Regions from separate parts of the Homo sapiens genome. Here region 1 is linked to region 2. A link is an interaction called in ENCODE POLR2A ChIA-PET data of the cell type or tissue named here. Cell type or tissue: A673. All regions are shown on one strand. Links, peaks and the distances in the headings refer to the core of each region. The heading gives the core; the rest is flanking DNA.

Region 1 (5,392 bases), core at 333-5,332, 510 kb after region 2:
TCCTTTCAACCCTCAGTATTTCATGTCACTCTCTTTGCTTGCATGGTGTCCACTGAGAAGTCCACTGTCATTCTCACCCTTCTTCCTCCATAGGTAAGGTACTTTTCTTTTACCCCTATGGCTTCTTTCATGATTTTCCCTGTGTCCTTGGTTTTTAACAGTTTATATATAATATACCAAATAATATATTTCTTGGTATTCTGTTTGGTGTTCCCTGCTTGGTGTTAGCTTCCTGGATCTGTGGTTTGGTGTCATTAATTTTGGACAATTCTCAGCCATTATTACTCCAAATATTTCTCCTGCTCTGTTTTCTCCTTCTTTTCCTTCTGGTGTTTCAATTATGTGTAAGTTATACCTTTTAAAACTATCTGACAGTTCTTGAGTGTTGTATTCTATTTTCTTTTTAAATTCTCCTTTCTCTTTGCTTCTCAGTTTTGGAGTTTCTATTGATGTGTCTTTAGTCTCACTGATTGTTTAGCCATGTCCAATCTGCTGATGAGCCCATTGAAGGCATTCTTTAACTTTTGTTACAGTGTTTTCAATTTCTAGTGTTTCCTTTTTATTTGTCTTAATGTTTTCATCTCTCTGCTTATATATCACTTCTGTTCTTGCATGTTGTCTACTTTTACCTGTTAGAGATCTAAGCATATTAATCATAATCATAATTATTTAAAATTTCAGGCCTGATAGTACCAACATCTGTTTCACATTTGAATCTGATTCTGATGTTTGCTTTGTTTCTTCACAGCATGTTTTTGTGTGTGTGTGTGTGTTTTAGCACACCTTGTAATGTGGTTGTTGAAATCTGGCCATGATATATTGGGTAATGGGAACTAAGGGAAATGAACCTTTAGTATGAGTTTTTTCTGCCAATTTGGCTAGTAATTGAACTGTGTTGATATTTGTTGTAGCTGTAGGTACCAGAGGCTTCAACTTTTCTGGCATCCTTGTTTTTGTCTCTCCTGTTGTCTTTTGTTTTTCCTAAAAATTACTCCTTAAAAAGAGTCTGATTCTTGCACCTCTTTCAGCTGAATCCCCTGTTGCTTTACTGGAGCCCTTTCATTGTGGTGGTAAATTATGGGGGAGAGGAAGTTTGCCATTATCTTATCTTTAAATCTCAATCTTTTAGTGGGCAGGTATCTCTGGACTGTGACCTTCTCGAGGGTTTCTTAGCTCACCCACTACCCACTCCCTTAAGTGAGATAAATGCTAGAGGGTGCTGTAGTGGGAGAAAATGCCCTTATTCTAGATGAGATAAGCCTCTGGCAAAGTCTTTCCCTCTGGTGAGTAGGTCTTTGTTATATAGAACGTGTAGGCGTATTTTGCAATGGTTACTCTTCCCTTCCCCTTGCTATAGCCAGAAGGTGATCTTTCTTGGCTCTTGACCATGAGAACCTGGTAGCATTCCTAGAGGCAGAACCCATGAAAGGGCTCTTTAAGACTTGCAGTCCCCAGGATATTCTCACTCTCAAGCTAGTCCACACTCATCCTCCAGAAATATATCAAAATTACCATTTAAGTTTTCCTACCAGTTTATGGCCCCAGTGGCTTCTGGTCCAGGTGAGCAGCTCTCACTTGCATCTCTCTGGATCTGCCTAGATCTCCTGTGACCTCAGTTATCCAGTGGGTCCAAGAAAAGTCACTGAATTTCTGTTTTGTTTTTTTTTCCCCCATCATTTTCTTGTCATAAGGATGGAAATGATAATTTACAAACATTTTACATATTGGACCCCAAACTGGAAGTCTAAATATCTTTTATATCTTCTAGTTCTGTGCTAAACAGACATAGACATACTAAGTCTTGGCTTGTGTTTCCACCAACTACCTGGTCCATTTTCCCACCACTTCCCACAGCTGCATTGGACACTCTTCCTGTCAAGGGAAAAGAGCTGGAGCTTTGACAAATTGAGTTTTAATGGCTGCCAGTCTCTGATATACAAGACACTAAGTGAGTACTTGGAGTGAGTGATAGATGACAATCAAGACTAAGACAGGGATTGTCTGACTCAGACTCTTGTATTCTTGTCCCAGATATCTATGTTTGCATTATGGTTGGAAAACACTATTCTTTAATCTAAGTAGTAAATGAGTTTAAAAAGAAAGAAAGACAATGAAAAACACTTCTCTGTTGGGCTAGTGCCTCAGCCTCCTCAGAAAAGACCATTTCTGGCATCTCAGATGTATAAAAGCCTTCCTTGAGGCCTTCGTTTCTGATGTGTTGATGTGTAGAGACTGACTCTGAAGCCTTTGACTTTCTTATTTGTGATTTTGCTTTTTGCTCAGTAGTATCCTCCCTCCCCCACTCTCTCCCTCCTTCCCACCTCTCCCACCCTCTTCCTTCCTTCCTTCCTTCCTTCCTTCCTTCCTTCCTTCCTTCCTTCCTTCCTTCCTTCCTTCCTTCTCTCCTTCTTTCCCTTTTCTAATACTAGCATTTGGTGTGTTTGTGATAAGTTAAACATTTTATTCATTAATGTTGGCTTTAACAGAATAAGACAATTTAGCTAAAGGCCACTGCCTAGTGAGATTTTTTTCAATACTGATTGAAATGCAAATTAATACAAGCAATTACCAGGTACTGCACATAGTCTTAAAATGGAAGGCTTTAAATGACATTTCCTTGGCAATCTGTATGAATCCCCCAGATTAGGCATTCTTTTTATTCAGTAAACTAAATCTGCATCTAATGCCCAACTTGAGGTTGTCATCACATCATCATTTTTAATTGTAGCAAACTCTGAAATAAAGATGACCTTATCAAATAACAGTTACCTAAAGAATTACTTCTTACTGGGGAATGTATGTTTGGAGAAGGAGACATGGCCTTGGAGGATGAAGGCCTATGTAACATTTTAGGGAGACAGATTTTCCCTCAGTCAGAAAGAAGGGAACTAACATTTATTGAGTCTTTTTGTGTCAAACACTTTATATTCATTCATATTTAATAAATATTTATTGGGTACTGAGATGTTTTTGCCAATATTTTCCTTGCAGGAGGTTCAGTGGGAATAGGATAGACAAGGTCCCTGCTCTTGTGACTCTTATATTCTGGTTGGGAAAACTGACAATGAACAACAACAGTAAACAAAGAAATAAAAATAAATCCATGGTGATAAGTACCCTTATATGGAATAGAGAATGGTCAGGTAGGTAGGTGAAAAGAGACTGCACATTAGATAGGGTGGAACAAATGAGGTTTTTCTGAGATGGTGACATTTGCATTGAGAGATTAAAGAGTTAACTAACCACTCATTACTTTGTCTAACTTTTACAACAACCTGAGATAAAGGTAACATTAGTTCAGCAGGTATAAGCAAAGAAATTAATTACCCAACTAGGTTAAATAATTTCTCTAAGATTACACAGATTTTTTCAATCCTATTGTAAACCAAAAATAGAATTCTAGGCCCCCCAACTAACTGAATGACCGCTCCTTATGGCTAAAGGCATTCCATAGTTAACCTGAAAAACTAGTTAAGACCCTGATGAGAAGTGGAGGTTGGACATGCCTCATTATACCCTCCTCCCTTTGGAATTCAGGCACAGCTGACCAGCATTAACATCAAAACAGATATTAAGACTGATGAAATAGACTTTTTGTAGCAATTCCAGCCTGACTCTAGTATAGCATCACTTGACAGATAGCAGGCCCTTAAAGAAATGGAAGTATTTTACCCGAAATAAATTTCTTTGACATATTTTGAAATAGCCTAACAAAGCTGTCTCTTGTGGGGAAAAATCTACATTCTGTAGAGAACCCCCATTCCTTTCCAACGTCTTTTCCCGATGCAGGAGAGAATTAACTAAGAGTCTGGCACTTTTTAAAATCTGATAAGAAACATTTACAATCTATTATCTCTGAAGCCTGCTACCTGGAGGCTTCATCTGCATAATAAGAACCTTGGTCTCCACAACCCCTATCTTAATCCAAATACTCCCTTCTATAGATTCCAGGTCTTCAGATAAACTAAAATCTTTGAATTCACCTATGATTTGGAAGCCTCTGCTTTGAATTGTCCTACCTATCTGAAACAAGTCAACATAATCTTTCATGTATCGATAGATGTCTTATGTTTCCCTAAAGTGAAAAAAAACAAGCTGTAGTCTGACCACCTTGGGCACGTGTTGTCAGCACCTCCTGAGTTTGTGTCACAGCCATGTCCTTAGCCTTGGCAAAATGAACTTCTAAATTGATTGAGACCTGTCTCAGATAATATTTGGTTTACACTATCCATTTGCTTCAAAGCTGCTCACAGGCTACCATACCCCACAAGTACTTCTTTCTCACCAGCTGCTCCAAGCTTATGCAAAAAACAAGCTCTCTTTGTTTACTTGGTCTTAGACTTTAGATATTCAGAAGCAGTCAGTTTTCCAAGAAAATCAATGCTGAGTCATCAATTTTTTCAGTAAGAACATTAACAAGAAAAAAGGCACCTAATTTTTTATTACCTTTCAATAACAGAGGATATTTTTAATACCAAAAAAGTTAAAAGGATATTTTCTAAGATTAAAGCACATGACTTCAAACTGAATACAATTAACTTTATGAAATATATTATTTTGTCTCTATTTTATTTATTTCACAGAAAACCCTTAAAATGATTATGTAAACAGACTCATTTGAGAACCAATGGACTCAATGTCTTTGCAAGGCTACCTCCAACCTTGAAAATCTTAGGTTGATGTTAACTCCTGATGCTCGATGCTCAGAGTGGCAATGCAGGCAGATGCTGTGGGGTAAGGATATAGACTCTGTGCTAGTTGAATCAGACTAGGAAAGGACAGGTCATTTTGACCTAAATATTTTCAGTGTGAATCTCTTCCCTTGAAATAATTACTTATTTAGGGAAGAGGCAATGATGCATTCTTTCTTTCTTAGAAAGTTCAAATACATGCTAAAGCACTTTACAAAATAATTTATAAATGGTTTTTCTGTAGGCAGTTGCCCATGTTGGTTCAAATAAATGAAAATAATTGATTCATTGCTTTTCTCTTTTTTAATTACAGAGTTAGAAAGGACTATTTAGACTTTTCTTAATAGGAATGTATGTGTTTTTGTCATGAATATTCAAGTATTGATCAATCTGTGATAGTGTATTTCTCCTGTTAAACTTGTAATATAAGCAAAACTACAAAATATGCAAGAATAACTACTACTTAAAATTCTATGAAAATATAATGATAATTACTGAGGAAATAATTGTGTACAATAGCAGCAATAGCATCCTTAAGGCCATTTCTGCAGCATTTCAAGTACCTAATTGAATCAGTTGTGCCAGATCTCATCTTACTGAGAGACAGGATAAGAAGTGTTGGGCTAAAGCCTCAAGCATCAATTGAAATTTTAATTTTGTACCTAAATAAAAAACCACAAAGATACAAGCCATTTGAGTGT
Region 2 (5,392 bases), core at 55-5,054:
GTAAAGGAGAGATGAGACAAAAACTTCAGGGGAGTACAAGTGGTAGGAGTGTTTAGTGAATTATCAGAGAGGCAGAATGAAAAGAATAGTATGTCATAAAAGGTGACTTTATAGAAGGAAGAAGAAGGAGGTAACAAACTGACATGCCGCAGACAGTTGAAGAGGGATACAGAGTGAGAAAAGGTGCTTGGATTTGATGGCTAGGAGGTTATTCGTGGCATTGTGTAAGCGGCTTTAGTATGGTGGTTGAGTAAGAAGATAAATTTATAAGGAATTAGTGGGTGAGAAAGAAGCGGAGGTCGAAAGTATAAATGATTCTTTTGCAAATTTAACCTGAGGATAAGCAGTAGGATAGGCAGATGATTGTTATTACGGTAAGGGCACAGAACTTATTTGGAGACCAAGCATAGGAAAGACACAAAAGAACAGATATTTAAGATCCTCAGGAGACAATATGATCATAAGCAGTATATGGACGTTAAGCATTGGTAAGGAGGCAGGGCACTTATTTCTGCAAAAGCAAAAGGTAAGAAGGGTGAAGACAGAAAGGTTTTTAGGTGGAGTGAAAACTCACATTGGATAATTGCCTGTTTCTTTTCAATAATATGAGATTATTTAGGAGTGAAAAAGGCTGGAGTTAGGGGCCAAAAAAACTAGAAAAGATTAAAAACAGTTCTAAAGAATACAAAAATCAACTGAAGATTAATAAAACGCTTTTGCAGCAGTGGTGAGGGCCTATTTTATTTACTAAAAATATCTAGAGCATGCTTCCATAATGTTCTTTTTTTTTTTTTTTTTTTTTTTTTGAGACGGAGTCTTGCTCTGTTGCCAGGCTGGAGTGTAGTGACGCGATCTCGACTCGCTGCAACCTCTGCCTCCTGGGTTCAAGCGATTCTCCTGCCTCAGCCTCCTGAGTAGCTGGGACTACAGGCACACACCACCATACTCAGCTAATTTTTTTGGTATTTTTAGTAGAGATGGAGTTTCACCATGTTGGCCAGGATGGTCTCGATCTTCTGATCTCGTGATCTGCCCACCTCTGCCTCCCAAAGTGCTGGGATTACAGGTGTGAGCCACTGTGCCTGGGAGTATCCATGAATAGATTTTAATTGTTTCATGAGGGCGGAACCCTTATGACCCAGTCACCTCTTAAAGGCCCCACCTTTATACTGCCACATTGGGGATTTTCAAAATGAGTTTTGGAAGGGACAGATATTCAAACCATAGCACCGTCCTACAATTGCATGATTGAATTTGTGTAATATCCCTGTCCTGTCATCCCTTTTCCCGCCTCCATTTTTTATGGCATTGCTCCTGTTAGATTATTAATTACTTGAGGCAATAACTGTCATTTTCATTTTTGATTTTCCATAGGACCTTAAACATAGCATATATTGAATACAATAGATCTGGACAGGAGAGAGCAGAGATTAGAATATTGGAAATCTGTGGAGGTGGCTAGGAGTTAAGAGTTTTTGTAATATAGGTAAATAAATTGAATCCCAGGTCCAAAAGTTCTAAAAGTTGGGGAGGTTATAAAAAGTAATCTTGGAAGGGTGGAAGGCTGGTAATGGAAAATGCAGACTCTGCAAGTTACTTGACTTCTCTTTGTTTTCACTTCCTTGTCTATAGAGTTTAATAAAACATGCTTGAAATGGACAGTAATACTCAGTAAATGTTAGCTATTAGTTTTCACTATTATCAATGGAAAAAAAAGTCACTTCTTATATTTAACATGGGAAAGGAAACCTATTTTAAACTCTGAAGTGTAATTGTTACTGCCTGGAAGTAGGGGCATTACAGGCATAAATAAGAGTGCTCAGGTCTTTCTTAAGATTTTTATGAGTAATGATGTCAATATTTTAATAATCATAATATCTAATACACTGAATCTACTGTTTTAGTCACTATGCTTTTAGTGTACTCTCATTTAATTAACTTTTATAAGGTGGATACTAGTAATCCTATATTTCATGAGAGGAAATTGAGGCTCATATAGATTAAGTATTTTATGCAAGATCATGTAGCTAAACTGTGGCAGGGTCTAGATTTTAACCAAGGTCTAACTCCAGACTCTGAATTTTTAATCAAGTTAATTTGATGATTGCATTTAAAGGAAATAACAGTAACCAAGAATTTTACTAAAAATTAATGGACTCTAATAGCTTACAGGATTTTTTGGGGGTCAGAAATCAAGGACCCTATGATAAGTATTATCCATGAACGGCCGTAAGAGGGCACCACTGCAACACTTCTGTGACAGTGCTGGAGGCCTCTGTTGCTGTAGTGCCTCATATACTAAATAATGTAAAGCTTGTACCTTTCTGCCTAATCCTGGATATATTTTAAATAGAAAAAGGGTCCATTTGAAAAGTTGAGATCAGCTAACTGCTAATTTTTTATAAAATCGAATGAGCATTGGTATTTATCATTTCAAGCAGGAGCTCTGTGGTATATAAATTAGGAAATCCTTATATTTTGTCTTGACTAGGAGAAATGGCTCTGAGATTGGGTGACTTGAGATGGAAAACATTGTAAAATGAAAATAAAATCAGGCATAGTTACAGGAAGAAAAAAGTAAGAGCCATGAGGTTGTTACTGGTTTAGGTTACAGTTTTGAGACTTGTGCTTTTCTGTGTTAGCTATGCATATAGAATAAAGAAAAGTATTTCATTGTTATAGATTTTTGAACAGGAGGAACAATAGAAATAGCTAAAACATGTATGTCTACTGTGTGTACTAGGTACTGTTCTGTTTGCTTTATAGAATTTAACTCATTTAATCATTACAACAACTTGTGTAAGATAGGTCCTGTTATTATCCTTGTTTTACACATGGGGAAACTAAGACATAGTTTAAATAACTTATTCAGTCATATGGGTAGGAAGTGGCAGAGCCAGAATTTGAGCCTAGGCATTCTGGATCCAGACTCTATGCCCTTAATCCCAGTAAGGGATTGCCTCCCTTCATTATCAAATCTTTCAAGTTCTTTTGAATAAACATATGATAAAATTGATTTCCCTTTATTCAGGAGAGGTTATGGCATGTTTGTGGCTATGCCAGACTAGAATCACAGGAGCTATAAGTTCTCATCTCACATTTGCCAATAATTTGCTGAAATTACTTAATTTCCCTGTTTTAGACTTTGAATATTTATAATTAATAAGAACTTGAGTATAAGAAGAAAAATGTAAAATTCAGATTAAAAATCTTCTAGAAATACCTTCTCTTGCTGAAGTAAAATTTCATTGTTAATGGATTGGGTTACCAAGATCATTCTGTCAATACAGTTTTTATTAAAATGGATAATAGGAATTTTCCCTAACTCTTGTTAATTACTTGGAACCTACAGAAATCAATTAAAACGACCTGAAAACTTGAGAAGCATAGTTTATTTAAAAAATGATATTATGAGTTTGCTTCCTTCCAGCTGGGATTTCTCTTAAAATGCCAGGGAGAAAGGGTCTGGAGGTCAGGCTTTCTTTTAAAAGCACCAAGCCTCTAATTCCATTGTTAGTCTTCGTGGTGACTAGCCGCCATCCTGATTCATCTCATCTCATAGCATAAACTCCTATGTGATCCCATCAGCCTATGAATAAAGACACTCCTATTATCAGGGAATTCTAAGGATGTAGAGTCTCCCTCCCAGCAACCAGGGACGGAGGCCAGTTAGATTCTTTTTATTTAATAGGACCATAGGCATTTCAAATGATTTCCTTGTCTATTTTAAACATTTGTGTATAAATTCCATGATATCACCCTATGCTTTAATCATAACAAATATCTTTTTTCCTCTAGGAGTCTGGAGCACCTATTCTTACAGATGATGTTAGTTTACAAGTGTTTATGGATCACTTGAAGAAACTTGCTGTGTCCAGTGCTGCTTGAAGTGCTAATAATGTTAAAGACACTTAAGAAGATGAAATAATATTCAAATTTCATTTTTTCCTTTTTCCATTTATCTGTGGAAACCAACAGATATTGCTCTATATTTTTTGTATTAGTATGGTTTGAGACAACATATGGAAAATGTTCACATTTGTAGATTAAGCTGGAATTATAATGAGAGCAATAAGAACAAATTTATTTTGCTTACCACAGTGTTATAGCTGGTTCTAGAAATTTGAAGTCTTTATAACTTAATTATGTTTAATAAAAAATAGAGTCTGCCTCGTACTACAGATGTAACTCATTTGTATATTGCAGACAGACCCAAAGTGGCACTGAATTTTCTTGCTCACCTTTTAAAAACTTGTTCCTTAATTTTAGCCAGAAAGCAAAAAAACAATAGTAATGATAAATGTGAACATTTTTGCTTATTCATTGAATATTTTTCTGTAATTTTCAGCACTTATGTATACACTTTTTCTGTACTTACTAGGTTAAGGCAGATTTATTTTTATGATTTGTTTAGGAATTATTTGATTTTATAATGGTAATTTTCATGATGATAATGTTTTTGGTTATTTGGAAAGATAGTTTAGAGATGAAAGGTTTTTTTGGGTAACAATCCCGCAGCTGACAAAAAATGTGAAATTTCCACAAAATATCCAACTTATGTGACTAAACGCAGTAGTTTTTTTAAAAGGGGAGATAGAAAATAAATGGTTTTGTTGGAGTGCATTTTAGTAAGCCTTTGCAGTAAAATGACGGTTGTAACTACTAAACCAAATTTAGTTTTCACAGCATGGTTTTGTTGTTTTCCCCTTGTTTTTCAGAGGTAAATTTTGCATTATATCCTTCAGTATTTTAACACTATTTTGGCAGTTTACACATTACTTTTTGTTTTTCCTTCCTTTTTGTGAAATGTATTAAGTTGTGGTTCTTATTGAAACAGTATTATATAATGTTTGCTTAATTATATCATGTGATGCTCAGTTCTATTTTGATTTATTCATTAGTATTCACTTTTACCTTTAAAGTTTACTTGTAGCAAATATGTTTACATTGATAAAGCCAGATATGTTTTGACAATGAAATTTACATATCAAGTACTGCAAATAAAAGGTGGTGCTATGATATATGCTTAGGAGGACAGTTTTAATGATTGTACTTGCATGAACACAATCATATGATGGTAAAGCAGAAACTTAAGAAAAAATTGTTTATGTGTTATATTCAATTAGCTTAAATAAGTTGCTTTGTTATATTTTATTTGAATTGAACTACGCTAGGCCTAAATGCCAATAAAATATACTTTTCACTGTTTTTCTGGCTATTTTGAAATCTAGTAAAACCTGAGAAGCCTAATGTAAAATTAGAGTATTTAAAATCATTAGATTTAAAAGCTACTCATTTAAAAAATAACAACTTTAAGATATAATTCACACATCATACACTTCACCCACTTAAAGTGCACAATTTAATAGTTTTGAGTATTTTCGTGAAGTTA

The links. Peaks named below come from ENCODE experiments on the same cell type or tissue, not always from the same donor. Only the 100,000 strongest peaks of a DNase experiment are listed, where the experiment ranks them.
Region 1: POLR2A ChIA-PET joins it to region 2 with 11 read pairs; 1 of 35 experiments calls an interaction of 5 or more read pairs at or near these places.

Annotation. Positions count from the first base shown.
Region 1 is chr14:38,524,195-38,529,586 of GRCh38, reverse strand. No RefSeq gene overlaps it. Among named protein-coding and RNA genes, the nearest start is that of CLEC14A, 270 kb to the right of the region's middle. In A673, for the core only: no CTCF peak of the experiment used is centred there; DNase peaks (open chromatin) are centred at 1,916, 2,276 and 2,576; H3K27ac peaks cover 3,918 bases.
Region 2 is chr14:39,031,735-39,037,126 of GRCh38, reverse strand. SEC23A (SEC23 homolog A, COPII component) reads left to right here. Exons shown (of 20, transcript NM_006364.4): 20 at 3,799-5,208. The coding sequence ends at 3,888. Among named protein-coding and RNA genes, the nearest start is that of SEC23A-AS1, 69 kb to the left of the region's middle. In A673, for the core only: CTCF peaks have their summits at 2,023 and 2,226 (motif pointing right); a DNase peak (open chromatin) is centred at 2,246.